Regions from separate parts of the Homo sapiens genome. Here region 1 is linked to region 2. Evidence: read pairs that join two places in POLR2A ChIA-PET (ENCODE). Cell type or tissue: GM12878. All regions are shown on one strand. Each heading gives the region's core, and the rest is flanking DNA. Links, peaks and the distances in the headings are about the cores only.

Evidence for each region. ChIA-PET counts read pairs that join two places held together with the same protein. Peaks named below come from ENCODE experiments on the same cell type or tissue, not always from the same donor. Only the 100,000 strongest peaks of a DNase experiment are listed, where the experiment ranks them.
Region 1: POLR2A ChIA-PET joins it to region 2 with 5 read pairs; 8 of 35 experiments call an interaction of 5 or more read pairs at or near these places.

The regions. Positions count from the first base shown.
Region 1 is chr22:36,241,726-36,257,620 of GRCh38, forward strand. APOL1 (apolipoprotein L1) reads left to right here and starts at 11,408. Exons shown (of 6, transcript NM_003661.4): 1 at 11,408-11,494; 2 at 13,212-13,274; 3 at 15,358-15,411; 4 at 15,594-15,682. The coding sequence starts at 13,231. RefSeq lists enhancers at 11,461-11,520, 13,270-13,769. In GM12878, for the core only: no CTCF peak of the experiment used is centred there; a DNase peak (open chromatin) is centred at 8,736; H3K4me3 peaks cover 560 bases; H3K27ac peaks cover 3,166 bases.
Region 2 is chr22:36,150,401-36,165,558 of GRCh38, forward strand. It overlaps APOL3 (apolipoprotein L3), which reads right to left and starts at 10,355. Exons shown (of 4, transcript NM_145639.2): 1 at 10,269-10,355. RefSeq lists enhancers at 6,257-6,376, 6,351-6,954, 11,274-11,847, 11,799-11,958. In GM12878, for the core only: no CTCF peak of the experiment used is centred there; a DNase peak (open chromatin) is centred at 12,361; H3K4me3 peaks cover 1,892 bases; H3K27ac peaks cover 2,755 bases.

The DNA of each region.
Region 1 (15,895 bases), core at 7,157-11,156, 88 kb after region 2:
TCTGGGTTCTCTATTCTGTTCCCTTGATCTATGTGCCTATTTTTATACCGGTACCATTCTGCCATTATGTACCTTTTTTTTTTTTTTTTTTTTTTTTTTTTGAGATGGAGTCTCTCTCTGTCACCCAAGCTGGAGTGCAGTGGTGCGATCTTGGCTCGCTGCAAGCTCCACCTCCTGGGTTCATGCTATTCTCCTGCCTCAGCCTCCCGAGTAGCTGGGACTACAGGCGCCCACCACCACACCTGGCTAATTTTTTTTTTTTTTTTTTTTTGTATTTTAGTAGAGATGGGGTTTCACTGTGTTAGCCAGGATGGTCTCGATCTCCTGACCTCGTGATCTGCCTGCCTTAGCCTCCCAAGGTGCTGGGATTACAGATGTGAGCCACTGCACCCAGCCCTTGTACCTTTTAAGTGAACCATTTAGCCCATTTTCATTCAATGTTAGTATTGAGATATAAAGTGCTGTTCTATTCATCAGGCAAGTTGTTGCCTAAATACCTTATTTTTTTCATTGTGTTATTGTTTTATAGGCCCTAAGGCTTATAAAACAATATGCTGTAAGGAGGTTCTATTTTGGTGTATTTCGAGGTTTTGTTTCAAGACTTAGAACTCCGTTTAGCATTTCTTGTAGTACTGGCTTGGTAGTGGCGAATTCTTTCAGCATTTGTTTGTCTGAAAAAGACTTTATCTCTCCTTCATTTATGAAGCTTGGTTTTGCTGGATACAAAATTCTTGACTAACAATTATTTTGTTTAAGGAGGCTAACAACAGGACTCCAGTCCCTTCTGGCTTGTATGGTTTCTGCTGATAAATTAGCTGTTAATCTCATAGATTTTCCTTTACAGGTTACCTTATGCTTTTGTCTCACAGCTCTTAAGATTATTTCCTTCTTCTTGACTTTAGATACCCTGATGACATGTGCCTAGGTGAGGATCATTTTGTGATGAATTTCCCAGATGTTCTTTGAACTTCTTGTATCTGGATATCTAGATCTCTAGCAAGGCCAAGGAAGTTTTCCTCAATTATTCCCTCAAATAAGTTTTCCAAACTTTTAGATTTCTCTTCATCCTCAGCAACACCAATTATTCTTAAATTTGGCCATTTAACATAATCTCAAATTTCTTGGAGGCTTTGCTCATTTTTTAAAATTCTTTTTTCTTTGTCTTTGTCTGATTGGGTTAATTTGAAAGCTGTGTCTTCAAGCTCTGAAGTTCTTTCTTCTACTTGTTCTAGTCTATTGTTGAAACTTTCCAGTGCCTTTTGTATTTCTTTCAGTGTGTCTTTCATTTCCAGAAGCTGTGATTGTTTTTTCTTTGTGATATCTATTTCTCTGGAGAATTTTCATCCATATTCTGTATTTTTTAAAATTTCTTTAAGTTGGTTTTCACCTTCCTCTGCTATCTCCTTGAATAGCTTAATAATCAACCTTCTAAATTCTTTATATGGCAATTCAGAGATTTTTTGTTGGCTTGTATCTATTGCTGGGGAGCTAGCAATAGCTTTGGGGGGTGTTATAGAAATATGTTTTGTCATATTACCAGAATTACTTTTCCGGTTCCTTCTCATTTGGGTAGACTATTTCAGTGGAAAGATCTGAAACTCAACTCCTTCTGTTCAGGTTCTTTTGTCCCACGGGTTATTCCTTGATGTGGTACTCTCCTTCTCCTAGGAATAGGGCTTCCTGAGAGCCAGACTGCAGTGATTGTTATTGCTCTTCTGGGTATAGCCACCCACTGGGGCTATACCAGCCTTTGGGTTGGTGCTGGGGAATGTCTGCAAAGAGTCCTGTGATGTGATCATCTTCTGGTCTCCTAGCCATGGATACCAGCACCTACTCTGGTGTAGGTGACAGGCGAGTGAAGTAGACTCCGTGAGAGTCATTGGTTGTAGTTCTCTTTAGTGTGCTGTTTTCTCCAATGCTGGTTATGCTAGCAGTGAAGCTGTCATGTGGAGAGACTGAGGACCTCTGGTCAGTCAGGATGTTGCGGGCAGTGGTATTAGCTCTTGTCTTCTCCTTCCTGGGAATAGGGTTATTCTGTCATGAGTTGCTGTAATGGCCTGAGTTGGTTGGTCTCCAGCCAGGAAGTGGCACTTTCAAGAGAGCACCAGCTGCGGTAGTAGAAGGGAGATACAAGCTTGCCCTAGGTTGACCAGGGTAAGTATTCTAGTTTCTCAGGTGATTGGCAGGGCCATAAAGCTCCCACGAGTTTATGTCTTTTGTGTTCAGCTACCAGGATAAGTAGAGAAATACCATCAGGTGGAGGGCAGGGTTAGCTGGGTCTGAGCTCAGACTTTCCTTAAGCAGGGCTTGCTGCGGCCACTGTGAGGGATGCAGATTGTCCTAAGGCCAATGGGGTTTGTTACAGAGGGGATTATGGCTGCCTCTGCTGTGCCATATAGTTCGCCAGGGAAGTGGGGGATAGCTGGCAGCGAGAGGCCTCACCCAGATCACATGCAGTTGGCAAGGCTGGCCTTGCTCCCGCAGTGCCCCACTAACAATGCCAAGTTTAGATTCAGGCAGCCTGTGCGCAGAACTCAGACCTTGTCCCAGGCCATAAGCTTCTCCACTGAGAAAGCAAGCATGGCTTTCAGGCCTTGCCTCTCCCCATCTGCCCACAGTGTCAGTGGTGGCTCCTGGGCTCATATTTGCAGAAGTTCCTGTTCTCCCCCTGGATTCTGCTCAAGAAAATTCAAGCCCAGTAGAAATTATTAGAAAATCCATCTGGAAGCTTCTTTCACCCTGTGACCCCTCCCAAATTCTGCTGGCTGCTTTCCCCAAAGGCCTCTGTGAGATACCGCCAGGGATGGTGCCCTGGGCTTGAGCTGGACACTGGGAATGCCTACAGGATTCTTCCCACTTCTGCTTCTACTTTTACATTTTGCATGGTTCTCTGAATCCATTTCAGCTATGGGTAAGGTTAAATCCCTCTCCTGTAATCTGGATTTTCAGATTCCCCAGGGGCGATGTGTGTTTGGAGGCAGATTTTCCCTCCCTCACACTTTGGGAACTCCCAGTTTTTTGCCTGTCTCATAGAATTGGCAAGGAGCATGCCACTTCTTTCAAAGGATCTGTGAATTCTTTCAGTTTTCCTGGTACATTCCTGTGGTGGTTCTTGGCACACATTATTACATGATGTGGGTCTCCACATGCTGTCCGGTCCTTCCAAGTGGGAGCTGCATGTTAGCCCTGTCTCCTATCTGCCATCTTCCTCAGACTTCTAACATTAACTTTTAAAAAGCTTGGTGGGAAGAGACCAGGGCCAAAGTTCTCCTTCTTGGAGATGAAAGCCAAGAAGCACTTCCTTTGGGACAAGTCAGAAAAATCCTGACCAAATCAATGTGTGTTCCTGGCGATTCTGGCCCAGGCCTATTTCCTCCCCATCTGAGGAATTGCACAAACACAGCAGAACCCTTCTGCTGGCCCAGGACATGGAGAGGCTGGAGTGAAGTTGATCAGAGCTGGGATGGATCCTGGCTTCTGTCCCTGCACAGCTGTGGGCCTCTAGGATTATGCCTTGGAGACTGGCATCTGGCGTCTGGCATCTGTCCAATGGGAATAGTAATTCAATCATATAGGAGGATGGTGAAGGCCTTAGAGTGAACTCCAGGTCAAAGGTGGGGGACCAAGTACCATGATCCTGCCGAAAAGTCCAGATAGACCTGGACCAGGGGCAGAACCAGGGGTCAGGATGGGCATAAGTGGGCCTAATTGGAAGGTAAGTAGGAAGGCTGGGACACCAGGGCCAGGACTAGGGTGAGAGGAGGGAGGCACCAAGGACACCAAACGTAAGGAGGTCATTGACTTGCAGAGGACACATGAGTGGGAGAGGGATATTTCTTCCCTCCCTGATTTGATCCCATCAGTGATTGGCATAGTGGGCCGTGAGTGACGGTTTCCCCCACACCAAGCCTGAGAACTGTGAGAACTGTGGAGTTTTTGCGTGCCCTTTGGGACCCTCTTGTGTTCTACATAGAGTAGCCCCTGACCCTGGGAAAGCAGTGTGGCTTAGTGACCACTTCCGGAGTCAGAATGGGTGGCTGCCAATTTTTGTAATTTCAGGGGTTCTGAGGAAACCCATAAGTTGCCAACCAAAGAGGAAAACACTTCGTCTACCATCTTGTCCAAATTCAGGTCTTTTCAGCATTAGCAATTTATATAGATGGTTCTGAAAGTGTCTTGAGTCTTCTAGAGGCTCCATAAAATTGCACATGGCCTTGGCAAGCACAGAGGTGAAGCCATCACTCCTTAGGCATCGATTAGGCTGGTGACATCTGAAAGTGAGACCTGGAAGGTTGGAGGTGCAGGTGGTAGGTCAGGAGGCAGTAAGGTGGCTGGAGAATCCATGTGGACTCTCCAAAACTAATAGCCAGGTCTCCTCCTCCAGTCAACTGGTGCGGTGCTTGGAACCAGTGACCATCAGTCAGAAGGTCAAAGGGCATGAGGCATTGGAAGAGAGCAGATGCCAGGCAAAGTGATCTTGTGTAGGTCTGTTTTTGGTTTTGTTTGAATTCTGAGTACTCAGAGTTACCAAAACTGCAATGTCTGAGGGCACCCTTATCTTTGACACTAACTGCAAATTTAAGGGGATTCCTAAATCCGTCCTTAGATTTTATAATTCACTAGAGGAATTCACGTAACTCACTGAAAACTGTTATTGCATGACTGTGGTTTATCACAGGGAAAAAACACAGGTTAAAATCAGCCTAAGGAAGACACACAGGGCAGAGTCTAGGAGGGTTTCAGGTGTGAAGCTTCGTTGTCCTCAGGAGGCTGCGTTCTCCTGTGTCAATGTGGGACAAAACACATGGGGTGTTGCCAACCAGGGAAGCTCACCCAGTTAAGGAAAAATTCCTGTGAATCACATTAAATCAGGAAGAAAGCCTTTATTCAGGATTGTTGTTACAGGGGAGGGAGACTGAGCCCAGCTCCCAATACAGTAAAGACAGAGGGGGAGTCACAGCCAACACCAGAGTGAGGGGCAGCAGATGGAACAGGACTGACAGGAGGCACCAGAGTCGGGGGTTCATGCTAAACTGGCCTAACAGGATTTTCCCTAAAGGCAGGTCAGACACTCACCCATCAAGGGGCAGGTGAGGAGAGTGATCAGATAGCAAGTGTGCTCAGACAGTAAGAAGGGAGGACCCTCCCTAAACTGACTCGGGGGGATTCTTGCTGAGCCAGGGTTGTGCAGGCCCAGCAAGCACGGGATGGGCATGGAAGGCCAAGGTTGGTGCCTAGAGGAGAAGAGGCTCAGAAGAGCCCAACTGGAGTCTGGTCAAACAGAAAGTCTTTCTCAACCCATGCCTTAGTGTCCAGAGTGTTTGCTGGGGCTTGACCACAGGCTGCACTCATGGCTGACCTGGAGTTTCCAGCCCCTCCCTGAGGTCTCACACCTTTAGTCCCCAGATCCTCTGGTGGTGAGAAGAGATACCCAATAGCCCCAAACCCCCATCATCCATCACATTTGCTATACTGTCCTGTAGCCAAACCACCAGGGAAACAAAGACATTCCTACCAGGCAGGGCATTCCAGGGGCCTGGAGATCACTTCGCAGGGGTAGGGGACAATGGGAAGACCTCTCCTGGGATAAAGTTAATTCTTCACTGCGCAATTGTAGTGCAGTGAAGATTCTATTCCCAGAGGCCGGGGAAGGTTTGCAATTGCTTTGGTGCAGTGGGGCATGGGTAAACTTGCACCTTAGCTATAACAGCAGACAGAACAACCATAGTACAAATACAGGTAGTCAGTTGTGCAACTGTGTATTGGTAGACACAATGACAGCACATCACCGGCTAACCCCACAATATGGGGTGACTACCTGTACAACAATGTCACCAAGCCCTTGGGTTAAGCAATGATACATGGCTGGGTTGGTAGAATAAGTCTCTGCATATGGGTGCCTACCAATCCCCATGGAGATGGAGATGGCTGTGGGCCTGTGTCACCCACCCTTGGCCTTATTTGCCATTCAACTGGACTGGCAGATGCATCTCAGGGCATCCTTAATTGCCACAGTATATAGTTCCCCATTTAGACACGACCCCCAGTAACTGGAAAACGGTAAAAGCTAGAGATTACCAGATATGTGCATACTGGTGGTTCTACCCCTTGGCCATCTTTGCCTCCAAAGTGGCAACTGTAAATGCAGAGCTGCAATTCGTGTGCTGGCTAAACACACAGCTGCAGCCTTCAATGATACTCACCATCGTTTTACACTTCCCAATCAAGAAACCACCCAGATCAGGCATGTTCCTCTGCAAAATCGTATGACCCAAAATCATACAACTGCTGCCCATGGTGGAGCTTGTGCATTAATTAAAACAAAATGTTGTGTATATAGCCCTCATTACTCTCATAACATAACACAGGCTCTGCTGACGTTAGATACCCAGAGTCCAGCCACAGAGTCTTTGTCTTATGATCTTATCACCTCATGGTTTAATCAACTCCCAGACACGTGGAGAAACTTTGTATCTAGCGTAATTGCAATTGCGTTCATAATCCTTTGTTGAGGTTAGTGTTGCTGCTGGGGTGTCTGGCTGCAATGCTCTTCCACAAAACTGGCCCCAGGAAAATCACAGAAAAACAGTGTGATGAGATTGTGAGGGCCATTCAAGGCTATGCAGGGGTGTGGAGAGCATGGTGGGCATGTCCCGTCAGACAGCAATAACTGAAGCATCCCCTAAGAATAACCCTACATTCCTTGGTGAATTTTTGCTCAGTGTTCCAAGGTATGGATCCCGGGAATGGCCAATCCAGATGTTTACATCATACTTATGAAGAACTCTGTTCCTTGGATCAGAGGTTGTGCAAGGAATCAAGACCTTTTGTTTTGGGCTAGGTGGAGGTTTCCTGGCAGAGGTGCTAAGTGGAGGTTGCTCTGGGAAGAATATCATATAACCTGCATGCATTTGACAAACAGGAGGGGATTTCTTGTCTTGCCTGCTGCTCCTGGGCAACCTGTACATAAGCTCCCTGAATAAAGCTTATGTCTCACCTGCTGTCTCCAGGTCTTTTCTTCTGTCTCTCCAAGTCTGTGTCCTGTCAGCTCATTAGCATAGGGGTCCAGCATGACAAATATAAAACGGTGTTTAACATTCTTTGGATTATGTTTATATAAATGTGTTATTAATATGTGTTCCAAAATTGTACGAGATTCTATAGGTCTAATATGTCTTGGCATATGTTATCAGAAACTATTATTATTATTATGTTAAGTAGTTGTTTGCCACAGAAATAAAGTAATTTCCTTGTCGAATGTGTCTTTACCAATGCTGTTCTCATACTTTTGTTATCTGCAAAAAGTGTTTACTTTACATCTCAAAAAACAGTTTATGATCAGCTACAGATTGTGCCATCGGACTAAGAAAAAAATAAATCTTCCAGGACTGTAATTCAAAAGTTGATGTGGTCATGAAGATTGCTAACCCAATATCAAGTGGAAGAAGGTTATTACATGGGAATGAATTAATGGAGAACAAAAATAAATTTTTAATGACTTTTTGTTTAATATACGACTGATTCTTTTGTTTTGTTTTTCTTAGTCAAGAAAACTTCTTTTTCCCTTTGGGCTCCATGTAGCTTTTAACAATTGAATAAAGTATACTCTTGTGAGCAAAATTTGAAGCATATTTCTTTCTCACTATCTGATTTCTCCAGAATTTGGAAACTATTTGTGAGTATTCTTAGTTCATGGCAATAGAGTTATTTGCATAAGTTCAGTTGGAATCTGTTTTCTTTCATAACAGGACACAACTAGAGACACTGGTTATTTTACCAAGGCTTTGACTGGCATGGCATATTTCCACATGTACGTAGGCTGCTTTGAGTAATGGTGGCTGGCTTATAGAGCCGATGAAAGCCTCTTTGAAAAATTTTCCTCAAACTTTGCCTATACAGTTCCTTTACAGGGTTCCTGTCCTGTGGTAAGTAAAGAATGTCACTTTCTGACAGGCCCAGGAAGCCCAAGTTACCTTGGGACCTTGAGGAGAAAGGAACTCACCTAATATATATAGGCATCTGCAGGCAAATATAAATCACTGGCTGAGCTTGAGATTTTAAAAGGCCTACTCTGAGATATCTTATGAAAAAGAAAATATTGTAGCAAAGTCAATTTCCAAAAGGAGCCCATATGCCAAATAAGTATTCTTGCTGCACTTTATACAAATGATCAGGCCAAGAACCATCAGACTAAAACTTCTGTTGCAAATAAATTAGCCCTACTATGATTTGTCTTTGGTAGAAATACAGGACTAGAGAGAGAAAAGGTATGTTTCAAAAGAAACTAGAGAATGCCTGTTATTGGATTCTAGCTTTCTCCATTGTTTTCTAGCCGTATTGTTTGTCCACAGTTTATCTGGACTACATACTGAATTCTTTCCTGGCCACAAGTCTCCAAACTAATATTTTGCTTTTCTTTTTCTCTCATTTTTCTGACTTGGAATCACCAGAAATCCAAACTGTGCTTTTCTTAAAGTCCTGCAAACTGAAGCTTGAAAACTGTGTTATAGTGAAGGAAGAGAAAGACCCTCTCATATTATTTTTATATTGTTTTGTACTCAGTACCTGTTTTAAGAAAAAACAACAAGGAAGTAAAACCAAAGACAGGCAGCCCGGCGCCAGGCCCGAAACCAGGCCTGGGCCCGCCTGGCCTAAACCCATTAGTTAAAAATCAACTTATGATTCAGAAGCCGATGTTATTCATAGATTCCTTACATTATGTAGAAGAACATTGTGAAACTCCCTGCCCTGTTCTGTTCCCCCCTGACGACCTGTGTATGCAGCCCCTGTCACGTACCGCCTGCTTGCTCAAATCAATCATGACCCTTTCGTGTGAAATCTTTAGTGTTGTGAGCCCTTAAAAGGGACAGAAATTGTGCACTCAGGGAGCTCGGATTTTAAGGCAGTAGCTTGCCGATGCTCCCAGCTGAATAAAGCCCTTCCTTCTACTACTCGGTGTCTGAGAGGTTTTGTCTGCAGCTCGTCCTGCTACAATAGAATTCAGACCAAACTCGTGACCAGAGACTCATTTGCTTCTACAGTGTTTTGTCCAAAAGATGTTGAAGAACGGCCAGGCGCAGTGGCTCACGCCTGTAATCCCAGCGCTTTCGGAGGCCGAGGCAGGCAGATCACAACGCCAAGAGATCGAGACCATGCTGGCCAAGATGGTGAAACGCTGTCTGTACTAAAAATACAAAAATTAGCTGGGCTTGGTGGTGCGTGCCTGTAGTCCCAGCTACTTGGGAGGCTGAGGCAGGAGAATCACTTGAACCCGGGAGGTGGAGGTTGCAGTGAGCCGAGATCACAACACTGCACTCCAGCCTGGCAACAGAGCAAGAATCTGTCAAAAAAAAAAAAAAAAAAAAAGTTGTTGAAGAACAAGGAGAAAACGTGAAAGGAAAATCAAATCTTGGGACCCCAAAACTCACTGGAAACAGTTAAGCTTAGAAACGGAGTCACTCCAAAACCTGCCTTTGTTTTTGCTTCTAAGCAGATATTTGCGAAGACAAAAGGCAACATGTTCCCCAGGTAGCCTCCTTCACAAATTGCTCACAAGGAAACTCCTTGTGGGTCCCAGCAGTTTTTACCCTGAGGCAGACTTTGTGTAATTTCATTGTGACAATGCAAATTAGCAACTTATCTTTACTGGTACATGATAAATAACAAGACTTCTGCCCACCCTCAGAAAAATGCACATATGCCTGCTTCCTCTACTCTATGTTCATTTTTATCTTATATAAAATGTAGACGAACTGTGCATGAGACGAATGAATAATTGACTGTTCCTCTACCCCCTCCTTTCATAGACAACCTGTGGATTCAAGGAGGGCTAATCAAAGCTTCACAAGAATGTGACCACTCACCTCATTACCTATCCTGTCTTTTTTCCTTTCCTCCTTCCACTCCTGCCTGATTTTACACATTTAAATACTGGAGGCCTCAAAACCCTCTGTGAAAAACGAGTGGACCCCAGAACCTCCTGTGACTTGTGTGACTTTTTCCTGGGTGCATCCTCAACCTTGGCAGAGTAAACATCTAAACTGACTGAGACGTGTCCCAGACCCTCTTTGGTTTACAAGTCTTGCCTCCTCCCTGAGTTGCTGGATGAAAGCAACGTCCTCTCTTCTTGCCTCAGTTTCCTCATCTGCAAAATCAGATCATAATCCTGGCCCATTGAGGGGATGATTATAAAACTCAATCAAATGGAGAAGCATTTGCAAATGGAATGTATTGCAAAGTGTATTGTGCAGTCCCTGTGTAATCACCATTCTCTTCCTGCCTCATAAGCTGGTGTGTGTGTGTGTATGGGTGGGGTGAGGTGGACACGATGCCCCCAGAGATGTTTGCTCAGGATGAAATAGGCCCCCATGGAAGGGTCAGGTTGGCTTCTGTGGTTTAGCTGCCTTTGAGGCCCTTCTGCCTGGGGCAAAGCACAAAAGTCCAATAGCAATCTGGTTGCATGACTTCCTAGTCATGGAAGTGTGGCTGAGCAGTGGTCTCTAGTCCCTCCACCCTGTGTGCCTCGGGAGTGGAACACGGGGCAGTGGCCTCTGCTGGGGAGGATGCTGGGGGATCTCTGAAAGGAGGCAATGCCTGATTTTGTCACTGAACGATGAGCATGATTTTTCCAGGCGGTGGAAGCAGGTGCTCCCGGCAGAAGACCCCATATAAGCAAATATCTAGAAGCCACAAGGCATGGCCTTCAACAAGAGCAGGCCTGGTGCGGTGGCTCATGCCAAGGTGGGAGGATCACTTGAGGCCTGGAGTTCAAGAGTAGCCCAGTCAATATAGTGAGGCACCATCTCTAATATAATTTTTTTAAAAATTAGCTGGGTGGTTGGCTGATACCTGTAGAACCAGCTACTCAGGAGGCTGAGGTGGGGGGATGGCTTAAGCCCAGGGGTTTGAAGCTGCTGTGCGCGATGACTGTGGCACTGCAATTCAGTCTTGGTGACAGACTGAGACCCTGTCTCAAAAACATAACCAAAATAACCCCAACGGCATTACAATAAATATACAATAAGCATCCACAAGGCATGTGTGGGAGACTGTGCTTATGCCGATGGCACGGGCAGGAGTAAGGCAGGCATCAGGGGAATGTGGATGCACGGGAGGATGGGGAGTAATCTGCAGGGTCCCATAGTATGTCAGTGGCAGGTCTTTCTCCTTGAGACCACAGCAGACCCCCAGCCCTGAGGATGCGAGGCAGGTGGGTTGGATGAGAGGGATCTGGATGTCTGGTCTCAGGCTGCTCCTCTAAGGGCAGCAGCAAGGAGGGTGGGGCTGGACTGAAGGTGGAGGGGAGCGTGTTTGCTGTGCTTGGTCATGAGCTGCTGGGAAGTTGTGACTTTCACTTTCCCTTTCGAATTCCTCGGTATATCTTGGGGACTGGAGGACCTGTCTGGTTATTATACAGACGCATAACTGGAGGTGGGATCCACACAGCTCAGAACAGCTGGATCTTGCTCAGTCTCTGCCAGGGGAAGATTCCTTGGTAAGTTGGGGACAGTTGACCTGCCTCCATCTTATTCTCACAGCTTTTGTAGATAAGCTGGGAGAGGTTAGGTGACTGGTTCAGATAGACAGGAAAGTAGCGGCAAAGCCTGGATTTGCACCCAGGCTTGAGTCTGATTGCTTCCCCTCTCCTGCTGGGCTCTTAAACTATAGAGGGTTGGGGAAACAGCTCAGATGGGTTCACAAAGCTCCCTGGGCTCAGCCCTGGTTTTGACTGCTGAGACACGACTGAGTGAACCCAGAAGGAAGGTTTGTGTTGGGGGTGCCCATCTCTTTGGGAAATTTGAAGGAACCAAAGAAGGTGGAGGAGAGGAGGTGACCCAGATCCCAGCCTGTTCTTATGGCCAGGCCACACCAAGGCTGGCCCCAGGGTGCTGCTGCTGAGGCCCAATGGGGGCAACAGAATTTTTTTTCAGGTACAAGGAGTTCAGAGGTCATCTCACCCACCCTGAGTCTGAGCACCAACTTGTGCCAGGCCCTGTGGGGAAACTGAGGCCCTGGGAGCGGAATGACTTGCCCAGGGTCCCGTGTCAGGAGGCTGAGCAGGTAGATCATAGGACTCCACGTCTCTGGCCCTCACCTCTGTCCCTCTGTTCAGACTTCTGGGGTGATGGAGAAGAAACAGGCTGTGCTGTGTCCCTAATGGGAAACGTGGCTGAGACAGGGGAGTGAGAAGGGTGCGTTGCAGAATGGTGCCTGTGGCATGATGCCAGCTTTGCAATCATGAGATTCAAAAGCCACACTGTGGAATTGTGAGTATAACTACAGGAGTGAGAGCTTAGATCTCTGTGTTCATAGAAGGAGAATCAAACCTGGAAACTTTTGGATTATTAAAATCAAACATTTTTGCTTCAATATTAGAGTCACAAGGGCAGATGTTGGCCTCCCCTCTGCCCTCCAAGAGCTGTGTGACTCTGGGAAATTCACCTCCCCTCCCAGCCTGAGTATTTTCCCCTGTAAAAAACCTGATAGAGCTGCCAAAAGTCCATGAAATCAGGGGGGTAATTTCTGTGAAATCTGAGTCATGGTCTTATTTGTTCTTCACCAAAAAGAGATGATGAAGCCTGTAACCCCAGTGCTGTGGGAGGCAGAGGCGGGAGGATGACTTGAGGCCAGGAGTTCAAGACAGCCTGGGAAACACAGGAGATGCTGTCTCTATGAAATCAAAAATTAACAAATTAGCCCAGCATGGTAGTGTGTACCTGTAGTCCCAGCTACTCAGAAGGTTGAAGGAGGCGGATCACTTGAGCCCAACAGATCTAGGCTGCAATGAGCTAGGATGGTGTCAAAGCCCTGCAGCCTGGGTGACAGAGCAAAACTGTTTATTAAAAACTAAACGAAAGGCCGGGCGCGGTGGCTCACGCCTGTAATCCCAGCACTTTGGGAGGCCAAGACAGGTGGTCACGAGGTCAGGATATCGAGACCATCCTGGCTAACATGGTGAAACCCTGTCTCTACTAAAAATACAAAAAAATTAGCCGGGTGTCGTGGCGGGCACCTGTAGTCCCAGCTACTCGGGAGGCTGAGGCAGGAGAATGGCGTGAACCCGGGAGGCAGAGCTTGTAGCGAGCCTAGATCGCCCCACTGCACTCCAGCCTGGGTGATAGAGCGAGACTCCATTTCAAAAAAAAAATGAAATGAAAATGGTGATTTCTCAGGAGGAGCACACTGTCTCAACCCCTCTTTTCCTGCTCAAGGAGGAGGCCCTGCAGCGACATGGAGGGAGCTGCTTTGCTGAGAGTCTCTGTCCTCTGCATCTGGTGAGCTTGGCTCAGAGCCCTGAGGCGGGAGGGAGGGCTCCCTGTCTGGGCTGCACAATTGGACTGGGCTTGGGCTGGGCCAGGGCCATCTGGGCTTCTTCTAGGAACCAAAGTCACTTCCCGGAATTGACCAACCGGCAGACTCGCCCAGGGAGGACCCGCTGTATCCTAGTTGAGGCTAACGGTCAATATCCGGCCTCAATATTCAGCAGAGGCTCCAGGTCAGGGTCTGAGCCAGGCCAACAATGACCAAGGAGGATGGGATCCAGGGTGCAGCTCCTCACAAGTGTCGGGGGAATCCGAGGCACCAGCTCTCTCTACCCTCCTGCTCCTCTGCTCTCTCCTGGTCCTCCTGTGTCCTCATGGCTCATGAGATGGTGTTGAGATGGCTCCCCTGGCCTAGGGGATCACACAGTGAACAAAGCAGGAAGAAGGCGAAGGGATGCCCCTCTCCTGTCACCCTTGTCCCTTACAGCAAGAAGGGCCCAGACGCCCCTCTGCATACTCCCCTGGTGAACTGCTGCCCAGGACTGGGTCCCCCTTTTACCCTTGCTGCATGGAGTCCCCAGAAGACAAACATCTGTGTGTCTGAACCCTGAGACAAAGGCAGGAAAGGGAAAGAGGGAGGCGAGTGGCTTTTGAGGAGGGGGCTTTAGTATGAGAGCTGGAGGATGGAACCCCATCAGGGGGCCCGGGAACCACTGAGCTGTTAAAATAAAGTCTGCAAACAAAGACCAGCTGCTGGAAGTGGGTGTGCCAGGGAGTGCGCAGAGACACACGGTGAGAAAAGAACAATGGTAATGCTTGGAGCCGCCCCTAACTGGGATGGGCCTGAAATGGTATTGTTATTATTTATAGTATCATTATTAGTCATTTTCATCTTATTTGTACCCTCCCTCTATCTCTCCTCTCCACCTTTTCCTAACATTCTATCACCAGTTTTATGTCTTCCATTAGCAACTTTGTAGCTGTAAATAATTTACTTACAACTTTCATATACCCTCAGTTGTACCCAGTATTTCTTAACTTCCCTCTTTAAAAAAATGATAATATTAATCCTCCTTCTCCTTCGTTCAGTGCTTCACATCCCAACTGCTACCTTTGTGCTTTAAATTTTGTACTAATTGGTGTTGATAACAAGTATATTTAGTTCTCATATTTATATGTTGTGTATATGTTTTGGTTTTTTTTTGTCTTAAACAAGAGACTACTGAGAGCCAGTAAGACTGAAAGAAAGGGCATCTTCATATACTGCTAGTTTGAGTGTGAATTGGTACAATTTGCCTGCAGTGTGGCTCTAGGTATAAAGCCTTTTGAGTTGTTGATAGCCTCTGACCTGCTCATTCTACTCCTACAAATATCTTAAGGAAATAATCTCAAATGTGGGCAAAGTTTTATGCGAAGAAGGATGTTCTTTGTAGCATAATTTATATGAGGAATTAGAAACACCCTGAGGTCCATCAGCTAGGGAAAGACAGCAGAGGGGACAGGGCAGCACCAGGAGGGCTTGGCAGCCACAGCAGGGGCTGGGCTGGCATCTGGCAAGATCCAGGTCTTTGTGGGACAAAGAATCTTAGAGAAGCAACGGGGACACAGGCTGTCCAGTGCAGCACCAGTGAATTCACCAAGATGAAGAGTTGAGCACAGAGTGTGAGACAAGGATTTGCAATGAGGAGTCATTTACCATGAGCGTGTATACATGACTCAATATTGTATATTTAAGGGAGTAGAGCACAGTCATTGAAAACATGGGGTTGAAGCAGAAGTCCTGGCTCTAGCACTATTGTAAAAACACTGGCAAGTTCCCTAACTTTTGTGGATTCCTCTGTGTTTGAATGGGAAAGTGGTACCCATCTCCTGGCCTGTGTGTGATCATCGAATGAGACACATGTAAGAGGCTCTGCACATCGCAGACATGCAATACACACTGGCTATCACCAGCTAGTTATCACACATGCTCCCAGGCCCTGGTCATTGTCAGAACCTTCCTCCCCATCTCTATTTCTGTGTATAGACTCTGTAGTTTCTGTAATGATCAGATGGCTGCCCGTCCTCTGATTATCTTCTCCTCATACCCCAACAGGATGAGTGCACTTTTCCTTGGTGTGGGAGTGAGGGCAGAGGAAGCTGGAGCGAGGTGAGTGTCTGCAAATAGCAGATGATGGGGGCTCAGTGATAGACAAACAATCTGGTTTAGGTTGGTCTTGGTGTTTGCTTCCACCCCAGAGAGATTTGCAGAGCCCCGGCTGCTCAAGCAAGCCTCCCTCTGTCCACTGGTGGCTCACATTTGATCCCACAATTTGTTTTCTCCTCCTCAAGGGTGCAACAAAACGTTCCAAGTGGGACAGATACTGGAGATCCTCAAAGTAAGCCCCTCGGTGACTGGGCTGCTGGCACCATGGACCCAGGTAGGCTCACCTCCTCTTCCCTGCTGGTTCCTACTCGCACTTAGAATGGAGGGTGGCACCTCCACAGCTGAGTGAGCCCCAGAAGAACCCGGATGGACTAGGAGGCCAATGAGTCTGCCCAAAGCAGCAGAAGAGGTCACGTGGAGTCCCCCGACCCAGGGGTCTGGGGGTCATCTGCATCCTGACCTCTCCTTAGGGTGACACGGCCCAGGT
Region 2 (15,158 bases), core at 10,775-14,774:
CCAAGAGCCTATTAAGTGGGTACCATTTGTATTTCCATTTTCAGATAAGAAAACTGAAACAGATGTTCAGCGACTTGCCCAATCTCAGAAATCTACTAAGGTGTAAAGACTGGGTTCCCACCCAACCAGACGGACTCAAGAACACACACACTGCCTCTGCACCCTCTGCTGCCAATGAAAATGTGAATGGACCAGTTGTGGTGGCTCACGCCTTAATCCCAGCAATTTGGGAGACCGAGGCAGGTGGATCACGAGGTCAGGAGATCAAGACCATGCTGGCCAACATAGTGAAACCCTGTCTCTACTAAAAATGCACACACACACACACACACAAATTAGCTGGGCGTGGTGGCGTGTGCCTGTAATCCCAGTTACCCGGGAGGCTGAGGCAGGAGAATCGCTTGAACCCAGGAGGCAGAAGTTGCAGTGAGCCGAGATTGGGTCACTGCACTCCACCCTGGTGACAGACTGGGACTCTGTCTCAAAAAATATATACATATGAAAATTTGAATGAGGAAAACAGGAGATCAGAGACTTCAACAGATATTTGGAAGACAGAACTGGCTGAAGAAGTGACAACTGAATAGAGAGGGGTAAAGGGATCTGCAATCCACAGCAACACCAAGAGCACATTCAGCCAAGAATTGCCTGCTAAGCAGAGCCTCAGAGAGGGGAGAAGTTCACCAGCCCCACGACCCATACAGGATTCACAGTAGCCGTGAGTCTACACCAATGGAAAAAATTAGAGACTTCATAACTGCATCTAAAGGCCCCAGAAATAATATCTTTGTATCCTGATGCCAAGGAGTTCTCATTTCATCACTCTACAGGGAAGACTGCCAGTGGACCTGCCCCTTTCTTTAATATGAATAGATCTAGGATCAGATAAAGCAGAAAGACAAAAAATGGGGAAAAGGTCAAGATAACAAGTAAAAAATGAGTCCAGAAGAAATGGATGATTGCGAAAATAGAAAATAATTTTTAAAAACTCAAACCCATGTCCTCAGGGACATAAAAATGTTTTATTCATAAATGAGAACATTATGTACTGAAAAGGAACAAAGATGATGGAACAAAAAAGACTTCTTGAGAATTAAAAGGTGATTGAGAAAATAAACAACTCTAGGACAAGATTCAAAAAGATAGGCAAGGAAGCTTTCCAGAAAATCAACTAAAAGGATGACAGAAAAAGAAAAAAACAAAAACAAAAACAGAGCTAGATATAGAATAAGAAAGTTACCATACATAATAATTACATAGAAAGCTACTTGAGTCTGAGCATGGTGGCTCATGCCTATAACCCCATACTTTGGGAGGGTAAGCAGGAGAATTCTTTGAGTCCAGGAGTTCTAGACCAGTATGGGCCACATAGTGACACCCCATCATTACAAAGAATACAAAAATGAACCAGGTGTGGTGATGCATGCCTCTAGTCCCAACTACTCTGGAAGCTGACTGGGGAGAATCTCTTGAGCCCAAGAGGTCACAGAGCAAGACCCTGTCTCTGTTAAAAGAAAAACAAGTAAATAACAGAAAAGAAAGTTACTTGAGAATGAGCTGTGGAGGCTGAGAGGAGGAAGAATGTGAGTGTGTGTGTGTGTGTGCACGCACACTCATGGAGAGGGGATAAGGAAAACCAAGAGAGAAAAAGACGTGAAAGAGAAAAATCAACCCAGGGAGAAGGAAATGCAAGGATCACAGCTGGGCATGCAGCAGGCCTAGAAAGCAACCAGTCCAGGATAGAATAAGAAGGAAAGGGCTCTGTAGGGAAAGGGGACTCGATAGAACATTGCATATAATTCACAGTTTGAGAAAAACTGAGGAAATCATGAAGGCAAACAGTACAAGAGGGGGAAAAAACAAAGGCAATTAGAAACATCAGGAAAAACTAAAGCCGTGCAGCAAAACATGTGCAACCATATTGTACAACTCAGCTCAACAGTAAGCAAGATTTAAAGCGTCACCAAAATGTAAACACTTGGTTAACTTTTAACTTTTAGAACAAAACAGAACATTTACATATGAGAACTAAATCTACTTGTTACCAGTCAGTATAATTAATGTTCCATGGTAAAGGTGGGAGGTGAAACACTGAAGGAAGGAGGGGGAGGATTAATATGGCCATTTTGTAAAGTGAAGAGTCAAGAAATACTGGCTACAGTTAAGGGCATAAGAAATAAAGTTAAATAAACTCACGTTTAGTTCTCACAACAACCATCCTACGTAGGCACTGTTATCATCTTAATAGTTCTGAGGGGAAAACTAAAGCTTGGAGAAGTTAAGTAATTCACCTGGAGCCCCTAGCTAGTGACAGCCAGAAGCCAAACTCAAGTGCCCAATCTCCAGAGCATGCACTCTCACTCTATTTCATCTGCTAGCATAAGAATATTATGTAAAGAAAATGATTTACTCCCTAAAGAAAAGCTGGCTAGGCACACTGGTTCACATCTGTAATCCCAGCACTTTAGGAAGCTGAGGTGGGTGGATCACCTGAGGTTGGGAGTTCGAGAGCAGCCTGACCAACATGGAGCAACTCTGTCTCTACTAAAAAAATGAAAAAATTAGCCGGGCATGGTGGTGCATGCCTGTTATCTCAGCTACTCAGGAGGCTGAGGCAGGAGAATCGCTTGAACCCAGGAGGTGGAGTTTGTGGTGAGCCAAGATAGCTACATTGCACTCCAGCCTGGGCAACAAGAGTGAAATTCTGTCTCAGAAAATAAAAAAAGGAAAATCTGAACATCAAAATTAGCTGCTTTTAATTGGGAAGGGAGTGAGTGGAGCCCTCTTTATTAAATGATTTGTCTGAACCGTATACACTTATTAATTGATTTTTTTAAATTTTAACAAAACAGAAGTTACTTTATAGTAGTTAGTAACTGCTAACCTCAATAATGGTTTGGATTGTGGTGCCACCACCTTAAAGTTGATGGAGAAGTGTGAGCAAGTGCCAAAGAGAAATACACCTGCCTCCTGATGGGAGAAATGTCAGCTTCAGAGAAACCTCGGTGGCTGGGGTAACCAAGCTGCTAAGAAAAGTACGGATGTTGTCATTTTATGTTAAACTGTTAATATTAACAGCATAATCAGAGTGAACTCCTATCTTGAATCAGTATAATTTCCAGTGGCACCTTGCCACTCAACATACGGGCTTCTTTTCCACCCAAAGGAACCAAGACGTCTTGTGGGGAACCAAATTCCCCAGACTGTGATATGTGTTACCCCAGAAAGCAAGGACGCTTCCAAAGATGTTCAGAGCAGTGTTCAAAGGGATGCCCACTGGTCAGTCCCAACCGCTGTGAACCCGGAAAATCTGAGACTGGTGTCAGTTAATTTAGAAAGTTTATTTTGCCAAGGTTGAGGACGTATGCCTGTGACACAGCCTCAGGAAGTCCTGATGACATGTGCCCAAGGTGGTTGGGGTGTAGCTTGATTTTATACACTTAGGGAGCATGAGACATCAATTAAGTACACTTGAGAAATACATCGGTTTGGTCTAGAAAGGCGGGACAACTCAAAGTGGGCGTTTCCAGGCTACAGGTAAATTGAAACGTTTTCTGGTTGACAATTGGTTGAGTTTGTCTAAAGACCGGAGATCAATAGGAAGGAATGTTTGAGTTGTGATAAGAGGTTGTGGAGACCAAAGTTTTATCCTGCAGATGAAGCTTTCAGCTAGCAGGCTTCACAGAGAAACAGGCTGTAAAATGTTTCTTATTAGACTGAAAGCCTGTGTTGATATTAATGCCAGAGAGGCATAATGAAGCATGTCTGACCCCCATTTCCCTTCATGGCCTGAACCAGTCTTTCAGGTTAAATTTTAAGAGCCCTGGCTGAGGAGGAAGTCCTTTAAATGAGGGGGAGGCTTAGAATCTTACTTTTGGTTTATACCGCTTATATTCAACAGTAATAATTGATTGTGATTATTATGATCATGTTTACTTGGTCCAAGATGAATCTGTGAAAGGCCTTGGGTTGATACTAACATTCAAGTGAGAACATTTGAGAAAAGTATACAGAAAAGGCTAAAACAGGGTACTTGAAATGCAAAGACTTATCGTAACAGAGAATGTTTAATTGTTAATTGGTTTTAACAAGAAGAGCATCTTAATATAAATGGATATTTTTCCTTCTATTTATTTATGTTCCTGTTCGTAAGTGTTGAGAATGAAGGAAGAGCTGCCACAGACATTTGGAAGCTGGCGTGGACTCCCAGAAGGGCTGTGTTATTCTCCTATGGACAGAAATAATGTCACAGAATAGTAACCACACACAGGGTGACTCTGAGATTGTGAGCAAATGAGACAGAGCAATTAGACTTCATAATACTGTCTAAGTATAGACAGAAACTGAGTCTCTGCTCCACCCACAAAATACCAAACACTCCCTCTCCTGGCTAAATAGAATGCCTGTTTTTTCTACACCAAGTCAACTCTAACCTCTTCCTGGTCTCCCTCTCTCTAGATGAGATTTGCTGAGATACCCACTGGTAGACTTGCCCCCCACTTTCTGCAACACCCAATCCAGAGTGGGCTCCATTTCATAGGCCCTCCTGCCAATCACCCAGCCAGAACCCAGATATTCTAACAGGTTCCTTCTCGCACCCCTTATGGAGGTGCCGATGGACCTCCACCTGTGTCCCCCTCACTGAGAAGAATGAACTCAACTGGTTCAACCACCTACAGGAGTGATCTGGCAGCCCCAGCCTGGAAACATTGACTCTAGAGACTTCCATGGTTTCTGTAGTGAGGAGGCAACAACAAGCCCAGGCAGCTGTGAGGTGGCCCTGTCAGGCCCCTCAAAGGTAGGGGTTGGCTCCAAGCAGGCCCCTATCTCTTTCTTCTTTACTGTGGCTTCGGCTGCATCTGTTTCAGCTGGCTCCCAGGCACATCCATTCCAGCCGCTGGTCTTTGCTCCCAGACTTTATGTTAACAACGCAGTGGTTCCCGGGACCCCCTGATGCGTTTTCATCCTCAAGGTCATGTGTAGAAGCATCCTCATCGAAAGCCTCTCACCTCCCTCTTCCTATTTCCTGCCTCTGTCTTAGGGATCTTGCATCCAGGTGTCTATTGTCTGGGGCCCCCATGCAACCATGGTGACAGTGAGGCCAATAGAGGCACTAGGGGAGTGTGCTGAGGGGTTTCTGGGTGCTTCTTGCTGTAAGGGATAAGGGTGATAGAAGGAGGGCTCCCCTTCCCCTTCTTCCTGCTTTGTTCAGTGTGTGACCCCCTAGGCCAGGGCAGCTGTCTCAACATCATGAGCCATAAGGACCAGGAGCCAGCACAGAGCAGAGGAGCAGGAGGGCAGAGAGAGCTGGGGCCTCAGACCACACCTGACACCTCTGATGAGCTACACCCAGGGTCTCGTCCTCCTTAGGCGTTGTTGGCCTGGCTCGGAATCTTGTCTGGGGCATCCGCTGAGGGTTGAAGCTGGATACTGCCCCTCGAGCTGAACTAGGACACAGCATGTCCTCCCTGGGCAAGCCTGCAGTTTGGTCAATTCCCGGAAAGGGACTTTAGTTCCTGGAGGAGGCCCAGACAGGGAGCCCTCCCTCCTGCCTCAGCTCTGAGCCAAGCTCTCCAGATGCAGAGGACAGAGACTCTCAGCAAAGCAGCTCCCTGCAAGTGGCTGTGGGGCCTCCTCCTTAGGCAGAGAGAGAGGGAGAGAGGGGTGAAGACACCGTGCTCCTCCTGAGGAATCTTTATTTTTATTTTCAATATTTTTTTTTTTTGCTCTGTTACCCAGGCTGGAACGCAGTGGCACCACCATAACTCACTGTAGTGTTGACGTTCTAGGATCAATCGATCCTCCTGCCTCATCCTTCTGAGTAGTGGGAACTACAAGTGCATCACTATGTCAGTCAATCTTTTTATTTTCATTTTTGCAGAGATGGGGTCGTGCTATGCTGCCCAGGCTTGTCCTGAACTCCTGGGTTCGAGGGATCCTCCTGCATTAGCCTTCGTGCATTAGCACGGGAATTACAGCCCTGAGCCACAATACCTAGGTCTCCTGAGGAATCTTTAATGACCTGCCAGGGTCAAGTTCAACCCCTTAACTGGGCACACGGGCTCCTACTTTCCTCACTGCTCCCTGCCCACACAGTCACCTTGGGTCCAGGTACACACTGACGCCCTGCTTCCCTGCCTCCCAGAGCCCATCTACTCCCCCCACTCCCATTCCCAGCCTCAGGCCTTTGCTCAGGCTGCTCCCTCCCCTTGGAATGCCTCCCCCACCTTCCCCACCATGTGCAAGTCACCCATCCTCAGAGGCTCAGCCAAAGCTGCCTGGACCCTGCAGCGTCCCCCAGCCCTCCCCAGGCTCCCTGAGCACTCTGCTTTCCGGGGGCAGCTCTACCTCTGTGTGGCTCTTTGGGCCTCTGTCTCCCCGTTAAACTCTGAGCATCCGGCAGGGACCCTGCGGTGTTCCCAGCTGCATCCCCTATGACTGACCTGGGTGGCCTCTGCCCTCCGTGGCACAGCCTGGCTGAAATCCGAGGTGTGGGAGGCAGCACTTGGACTAAAAGCAACCAGCCTCTGGACAACATGGCCCAGCTTCAGTTTCACTTTCAGTTGAGGGATTGAATGTTTTTCCTTGCTATCTAGATGCTCATCTCTTTTTGGGGAAGAACAAATAAGACCATGACTCTGATTTCATGTACTTTTGGTGGCTCTATCAGGTTTCTGAGTTTCCATTTATTTTCTCCCGTGTCCTCCCCAGTCTTATTACTTTTGTACGAGGAGAAAGAAAAAAGAAATTTCTAAAAACACGCGAGCCAGCTAACCTCTGAATCATAGCCATGGTTTCCAAGCCTCCCCTCCCCCACGGCAATGGCCCAGGCCTGCATCTGGGCCCAGCTCCCTCCGGGTCCATGACACTCTTATGCAGCAACCAACTACTGCCAGGGACTTTTACGGGAAAGAGGTCATTTCCTTCCTGCACTTGTTGTGCCTTAGAATACACACAAAAAAGTCTTGTTCTTCTTTGTCTGTAGTAGGTACCCATGAAATAGGTCCTACATTTAAAAGAAGAAGAAACAAATTCTTCTCCAAAAATAAGTAAATCAATCCCAAAGGGATCTAAGTGTACCCCAGAAAGAAAAAATTAAAACTATACTAGAAGAAATGTTAAAAACAATGTTGAGTTGGGAAGACCTTTCGAATCAAAACTCAATTCCCAGAAGACTTAAAGGGAAAATTGAATAGAGTTTTACCTCTTACAAATTAAAAATTAGAAAGAACATCATTCAAGAGCCAGAATAAAATGAAAGAATAGGAAGCACGGTTTGCAATACTTAAAGCAAAGGTAACTGTCCACAATCCACAAGAAATGCTCAAATCAACATGAAAAGACTGAAATCAAGTTTCTAAAAATATAGCCAGGTGCGGTGGCTCATACCTGTAATCCCAGCACTTTGGCAGGCCAAGGCGGGTGGATCACCTGAGGTCAGGAGTTCGAGACCAGCCTGACCAATATGGTGAAACTCTGACTCTACTAAAAATATCAAAATTTGCCAGGTGTGGAGGCACGCGCCTGTAGTCCTAGCTACTTGGGAGGCTGAGACAGGAGAATTGCTTGAACCCCGGAGGTGGAGGTTGCAGTGAGCTGAGATTGCGCCACTGCACTTCAGCCTGGGCAACAAAGCCAGACTCCATCTCATAAATAAATAAATAAATAAATAAAATTTAAAAATGGGTAAAAGATAGGATCTGAAGAAATAGAAATTAACGTTAACCATATGAAAAGGCACTCAAGCTCACTTTTGAACCATATATGTAAGTGATCACAGAGACATACGTTTTTGAAACATTAGATAAGCCAAACCTAAAGTGACTAATAATGTCCACTGTTAGGGAGGTAAAGGTGGCACAAGCCCCTTCACTGTTGATGGAGTGTGAAAGGTTCTGGTGTCCTGGAGGATCGTCAGCGATACTCAGCACACTTTACAAAGTGCCCCCACGTCATGGCACAGCACCCACTCCTAGGTCTCAGCCTCCAGGGAGCAGAGGGCAAGTGTGCAGGGACAGGGGCTTTAGAGGGTGCCATGCAGCGTTGTTTCTATCACCAAAAAGGGAGAAATCACTAAATCTCCTGCCATAGGGAGTAGGCGGGTCCCTAACACTATGCCCATTAAGACTAAGGAATGCGCCTGGCACGGTGGCTCATGCCTGTAATCCCAGCACTTTGGGTGGCGGAGGTGGGTGGATCACAAGGTCAGGAGATCGAGAACATCCTGGCTAACATGGTGAAACCCCGTCTCTACTAAAAATACTAAAAATTAGCCGGGCGTGGTGGCACGCCTCTGTAGTCCCAGCTACTCAGGAGGGTGAGCTGGAGAATCACTTGAACCCAGGAGGCGGAGGGTGCAGTGAGCCGATGGTGCTACTTGCACTCCAGCCTGGGCGACAGAGCAAGACTCCGTCAGAAAAAAAAGACTAATGAATGCGATGCCTCCCTTAAAGAAATGAGGAGGAAAAGAAGCTGCACAGAATCAAAGACCCTTCGAGGCCACGACACAGAGGTGAGAAACACAGGGCTCCATGAAGTGAAATCTGAATAGCAGGTGTGAGTGTGCGTGTGTGTGTGTGTGTGTGTGTGTGAATTTGTGAGTGTGTGTGTGGCATATGCAAGGTTTGCCTTTTATTTGGTTGCCAGCATGTCAAATGTAATTGCACCTGAGTTTATAGCAAATGTTCCGTCATCTGAGCTCTGAGGAGCCAGGCCCACCCTCTCACCTGCTGGGCATCACCTGGATCTGAGAAGCCCATGCAGGCCTCCAGCTCTCCCCACTTTCCTGCAGCCCCTGCAGGCATCTGGGCTGCAATGTCAACTTTCCCCTGACTCGCACTGCCCCGCCTCCCACCTCACCCCAGATGGGGTCAGCAGCCTGCTGGGGGTCAGCAGGGTAGGGCATCCTAACCCCCTAAGGCAGGTGAAAAACCCTGAGGCTCAGAGAGGGGAAGTGACTTCCCCAGTGTCACACACCTCTTGGAGGGCAGGGGGAAGGTCAACACCTGACCTCCTGACTCTGACATTGAAGCAAGAAAGTATAATGTTAATAATCCAAAATCTTCCAGGTTTGTTTCTGCTTCTACAAACACAGAGGGCTAAGCTCACGCTCCCACAGTTATGCTCACGCTTCCACAGTTTGACTTTTAATCTCATGATTGTCAAGCTGGGATCATGTGGCAGACACCATTCTGCAACATGCCGTTCTCACTGCCCCTGTCTGGGCCATCTTTCCCACTAGGGAACAGCACAGCTTCTTTCTTCTCTATCACCCAGAGGCCTGAAAAGGAACCAGGTGAGTGTCAGGGACATGGAGTCCTGTGATCTACCTGCTCAACTTCCTGACATGGGACCCTCAGCGAGTCACTCATCTCCCATGGCCTCAGTTTACCCACAGGGCCTGGCTCAAGTAGGTGCTCAGAGTCAGGGTGGGTGAAACAACCTCTGGGTTCCTTGTTATCTCTTTTCGCTCTCTCTCTCTTTTTTTTTTTTGAGACAGAGTCTCACTCTGTCAGGAGTGCACTCAGGCTGGAGTGACTGGTGCGATCTCGACTCACTGCAACCTTCATCACCTGGGTTCAAGTGATTCTCATGCCTCAGCCTCCCAAGTAGCTGGGATTACTGGCTTGTGCCACCACGCCCAGCTAATTTTTTGTATTTTTAGTAGAGGCAGGGTTTCTCCATATTGGCCAGGCAGGTCTCGAACTCCTAACCTCAAGTGATCTACCCGTCTCGGCCTCTCAAAGTGCTGGGATTACAGGCATGAGCCACCGCGCCCAGCCAGGTTCCTTGTATCTCAAAGGAAATCCTCTGTCCCCATCGGGCCTCAGCAGCAGCACCCTGGGGCCAGCCTCAGGGTGGCCAGGCCACAAGAAGGACAGGCCAGGCTCTGGATCACCTCCTGTCCTCCACCTTCTCTGGTTCCTCCAAATATTCTAAAGGAATGGACAGTCCCAACATCTGCCTTCCTTCTGGGGTCACCGGGCCATGTCTCACGCAGGCTGGAACTAGAGCTGAGCCCTAGGAAGCTTTGTGAACCCAGCTGAGCTGATTCTGCCTCTGTCTCTACTGTTTGGGGGCCCAGAGAGAGGGAGGGAGAAGTCCAGCTAAAACCTGGGTGCAAATTCAGGCTCTGCCATGGACCGAGATGTGACCTCAGTCAGTTACCTAACCTCTCTGAGCTCATCTACAAAAGGTGAATGACCCTTCTCTTATAGAGCTGCTGTGAGGATGGGGAGATGGGGAAGGTCAGACCACCCCTAACTTACCAAGGAAGCTTCTCTTGAAAGAGTGTGAGCAAGATCCAGCTGTTCTGAGCTGTGTGGATCCCACCTCCAGCCGTGCATCTGCATAATAACCAGACACGTTCTCCAGGCTCTGAGATATACCCTGGAACCCAAAAGGGAAAGTGAAAGTCACAACTTGGCAGCAGCTCCTGATCAAACATGCAAAACAGGATGCTTCCCAGCCCCACCCTTGGCCCAGTCCCATCCTTGGTCCAGCAGCACCCTTGGTCCCACCCTCCTGCTGATCCAAGAGCAGCCCCAGACGTCCTTCTTGGCCAACCCACCTGCCTCCCATACTTAGGGTTGGGGGTTTGCTGTGTCTTCAGGAAGAAAGACCTACCACTGAAAGACTATGAGACCCTCCAGATTACTCCCCACCCCCAATAACACCACACTCCCCAGATGCCCACCTCACTCCCTCCATGCCATCAGCATTACCACAGTCCATCACACATGCCGGGTGGACGCTTATTGCATATTGATTGTATTGCTGTTGGGGTTATTTTGTTGTTTTGTTTTGTTTTGTTTTTGAGATGGGGTCTGGCTCTGTCACCCAGGCTGGAGTGCGGTGGCACAATAATAGCTCACTGTAGCCTCAAATTCCAGGGTTCAAATGAACCTCCTGAGTAGCTGGGACTACAAGCATGAGCCACTCGGCCTGGCTACTTTTAAAAAATGATTTTGAAGGGGTGAAATCTTACTATTTTTACCAGGTTGGTTTCAAACTCTGGCCTCAAATGATCCTCCTGCCTCAGCATGAGCCACCGTTCCAGACCTGCTCTTGTCGAACGCCATACCTGTGTGGCTTCTGGACACTTCCTTATGTGGGTTCTTCTGCCAGGAGCACCTGCTACCTTCACCTGGAAAAGTCACGCTCCTCTATCAGAATGCAAATCTAGCATTTCCTCCCCTGAGAAGCCCCCTAGCATCCTCTTCAGCAGAGCCCACTGCCCCATGTTCCACTCCTGTGGCACTTTTGTTAGGCTGTTGTAATTGGCCACAGTCCCAGGTTGACTGAACAAAGTGGGGGGCGGATGTGGGAGTAAAAGACAAAGACAAAAGAGTATATTAGGAAGAAGGGGTCAGGGGGTTCCTTGCTTCTAGTGAACAAGGGCTCTGAGCTTTTCAAGCTCTCTGAGTTTATTAGGTAAAAGAGATGACGAGAAAAAGGTGGGGGGGTGATTGTCAGGTAATTGTCAGTCAGCCGTTTGGTTCACAGCAGGCTTGCAAGACTGCATCCTTCAAATAATAGGTGCTAGATATCCCAACAGATAACTTCAAGGAGCCCAGCACCAGGGAGTGATGGCCCTCAGGAAACCTTCTGGCGGCGGGTGCAGTGTGAGTTTACCCACATCCCGCATTCATGATAAACAGTTTGCTGTTTGATCATATAGCCTCCAGTGAAATGCTGAGTTGGTCACAATCCCTTTGGCCTTTTCAGCTCCCAACAGGCAGTTAAGTAGACATTAGCAGCTGGGAGGAGAAAAGAGAGCAGAAAGCCTGTCACTGCAACAGCTCCTGGCCCACCTAAGTTCAGCCCCAGAGCCATTCTAAGACCCCCCTAACTGATGAAGTTGGTGGTATAGTTTGTGGCCAGCACATCCTGAAGAAAGAGAAACTAGGGCACAGGTGGAAATTCCCTAAAGGGGCACATGCCCAGTAACATGAAACTGTGCCCTCAGGTCACCCCAAGTTCATTATACCATCATTATAATAAAATGTGGTTTTATTATACAAAAGCCCCAGAGTGGGCTTTTCTGTGAAAATTATGGGTAAAAACATGCATTGCCTAATTTTAGTTATATAACCATAAACTGCCAATCAGATGACATCGTCCTTTACTCAGACACAGCCCCAACCTCAACTTCTCTCCACAAACCGCACAGAAGCACCTTAAACTCTATATAGAGGGGCTGACTTCACTTCACAGAAATTAGCCCACTGTCCCTCTGAGAGTGTCTAACTGTGCTTCAATACACTTTGCTTTGAGCTTGCATTTTGGAGTTAGCCTGCAATTGTTTGCTCACTCTCAGAAGAACTGAGATTACTGGTCCAGAACTCCAGCTCTGTTAATCTCCTCAGTTAAAGGATCCATCCCAGCGCAGAATTCCTGGTAATATCTTAGTGCTGTGACCTGGATGATTTACGTTCAGCATGGCTTTTAATATGTGCTTGATTTTAGCTTGGGGAACTGAAACATATTTTGCTAAAATGCTTCCTTTCGCTTTGGGTCAAGATGTTTGTGCTATGTTTCGCTGCTTGGCTAAGAGAAGTTGCAATGAGTGTTGTATTTGCTGCATTAGAGAGGGGGTATATCCCCCAACATGCCACCAATAACTTTTAGAGAAGGGCTTAGAGAAATCTTCTCTGGATTTAGGTTTAATTAGCTGTTTAACGTGATTAAACAACTTCATTAGGTTGTAGTGGCCATTGAAGCCCAGAGCTTGTTAACAGCCCAGGGAAGCTTTGAGAGGCAAAATGGTTTCTTATGCTCTGGCCACAGAGCCAGGAATCACCCTCAACTCCCTTTAGACTGGGCATTTTGGCTGGATGCAATTTTTAAAATTACTGATTAAGAGAGCCGATTGGGATTCAGATCATGGGATAGCTTGGATAAATGCTAAGTTTAGAGGTTTACAGCCGGGAACGAAGGGTAGGCCCATAGTGGGTCATAACCTTTGGAGAACTCCCCAAATCGTCCTCGCCCACCCTTTTGGGCACTCACCCCACCCGAGGCCCCCTCCCTGCCACACTGCCATAGGCAGCAGCACAGCTTCTGAAGATCGTTTTGCAATTTTTTTTCCTTTTTCTTTTGAACAGAGCTTCATTTCTTTTCTTTCTTTCTAACCACTTTTATTCAGAATCTAGGGGACAAATGTTTTCAGCAAGGCTGTAGTACCCACTGTAGGAAGGGGTCTCCATGCTGGGCACAGCCATGGTCCACACATAGGTACAACTTGAGAGACACACAGACTGCCCCAGGGGAGGCGGAGCCTCCATCTAAAGAGCAGGGGACACTCTCTCCTGGTAATGGTCAAGGATATTGGGATGTCGAGACTACCTTGATCTCAGTGCTGTGTATTCTGGATTGCCAGCTGCATCCACACTCCTATGTAAAACCACAGAGGGCTGCCCAAACTGATGATGTCTCCACAGACAAATACACTTGTGAGACTTTAGTGGACCTCAAGCCTCTCTTTAAAAGACTGCCAAAAAATAAGTAATGCCCACTGACTTTCCCTAGTGCCTTTTTTTAAATATTAGCTTTAAGTTGGATTGTTATAGTTATTCTCATATATTTGCAGTTCAATTGCCTCCTCCTGAATGGGTGAAATAATTTTTTATGCTAAAATAGCTGTTTTAAATGCAGTAACCAATATTTTTGCTTTTTAAACTAGATTAACCCTTGCAATCATTTCTCCTAATGTTTTTTTCCAACACCCATATTTAGCTACCATCAAAGAAGTTTTAAAACCTTGTTTAAACACAACATCAACGGACTGCACAACATCACAGAAACTGTTGAATCTGTGTTTACACCTTCCCTAGCAGAGGTCTATCAGCCATTTCCATTCCTGCTTCTGAGTGGAATCAATCAGAAACATTTCCAGCCCCCACTTCTGTTAACCGACCAGAATAAGCTGTCAATCCTAGGGTCGAGCCCACAGTCAATTGCATACTCCTTAAAAGTCTATACCAACAAACCTGTTACAACCTCCGAGGACCTGTCGTCTATCTGTAATACTATCTGACTAAGCACTCCTTTGTCTTCTATCTTCATTGAGGATGAGGCCATTACTTGGATTTTTTCCTAATATTTCCAAGGCTTGCAATCACACTTGTACCCTATTTTCCACCCAATTATGTGTCAGCTTAGTCACTGACAACAAAAAATGCAAACATACCTGATATTCTAATTCTTCTTTGTGTTTTATTCATTTCCCAAGCCCCCCAACAGAACCACTATGTGGAAAGAAGCCAGCTATTCTGGATCTACCCTTTTCCCCAGACCCACACCAGAATATCATTTTAAACATAACAACTTCTGGTTTCAGTCTCACAACTTCGGGCAAAATCATTGCAAAAAACTGCAGCTCCCCATAATTTCACAATATTGGTTGGGATCCCATCACTCCTTCCTCTAATTGGGCTTTTGATTCCTCTTTCATTCTGTCAAGTACTGCCTGTGTTCCCCCATTACATGAACTAGCCTTGACTTCCACTTCTGAGGGTATTAAAGCAGACTTACACAGCATGGAAAAACCCTACTTTAGTATCACTGTTGATATTTGTCTTAACATGACAAATCACATTTTTGTATAGAAACAAGGCATATCTCTGCTTGTCTGCTAATTAAACGGGGATTTGGCCCTAGTTTACATCATCCCCAAACTCACTCTTATCGATAGCATTCCCCTCCCTATACACGCTCAATCTGGTAAAACTGAAAGAGGAGTTTTAACAGCACTGACTATAATTGGCGTTCTGGCTGGTATTGGCACGGGAACTGGAGGACCTCCTTAACTCCATTTTTACTGCCCAGAAACTCTTCTTAAAAATTACTCAACAAATTATTAATCTAACTAACCAGGTCAATACCCTTTCAGAACAAATTGCTTCATTAGCAAGCATAGTCTTATGAAATTGATGAGCTTTTAATTTGCTCACAGCCAATCAAGGGGGAGCTTGTGCAACACTTGATAAACATTGCTGTTTTCATCAACCAATCAGGTAAAGTGCAAACCAACTTAAAAAAATTACAGACAGGGCCAACAAGTTAATGGAAAACAGAGTTTCAGGAGGCTTTGACTGGTGGAAATTTAACAACTGGTCCTGGTTTTCCTGGTTAGCCCCCTTTCTTGGTCCTAAAAC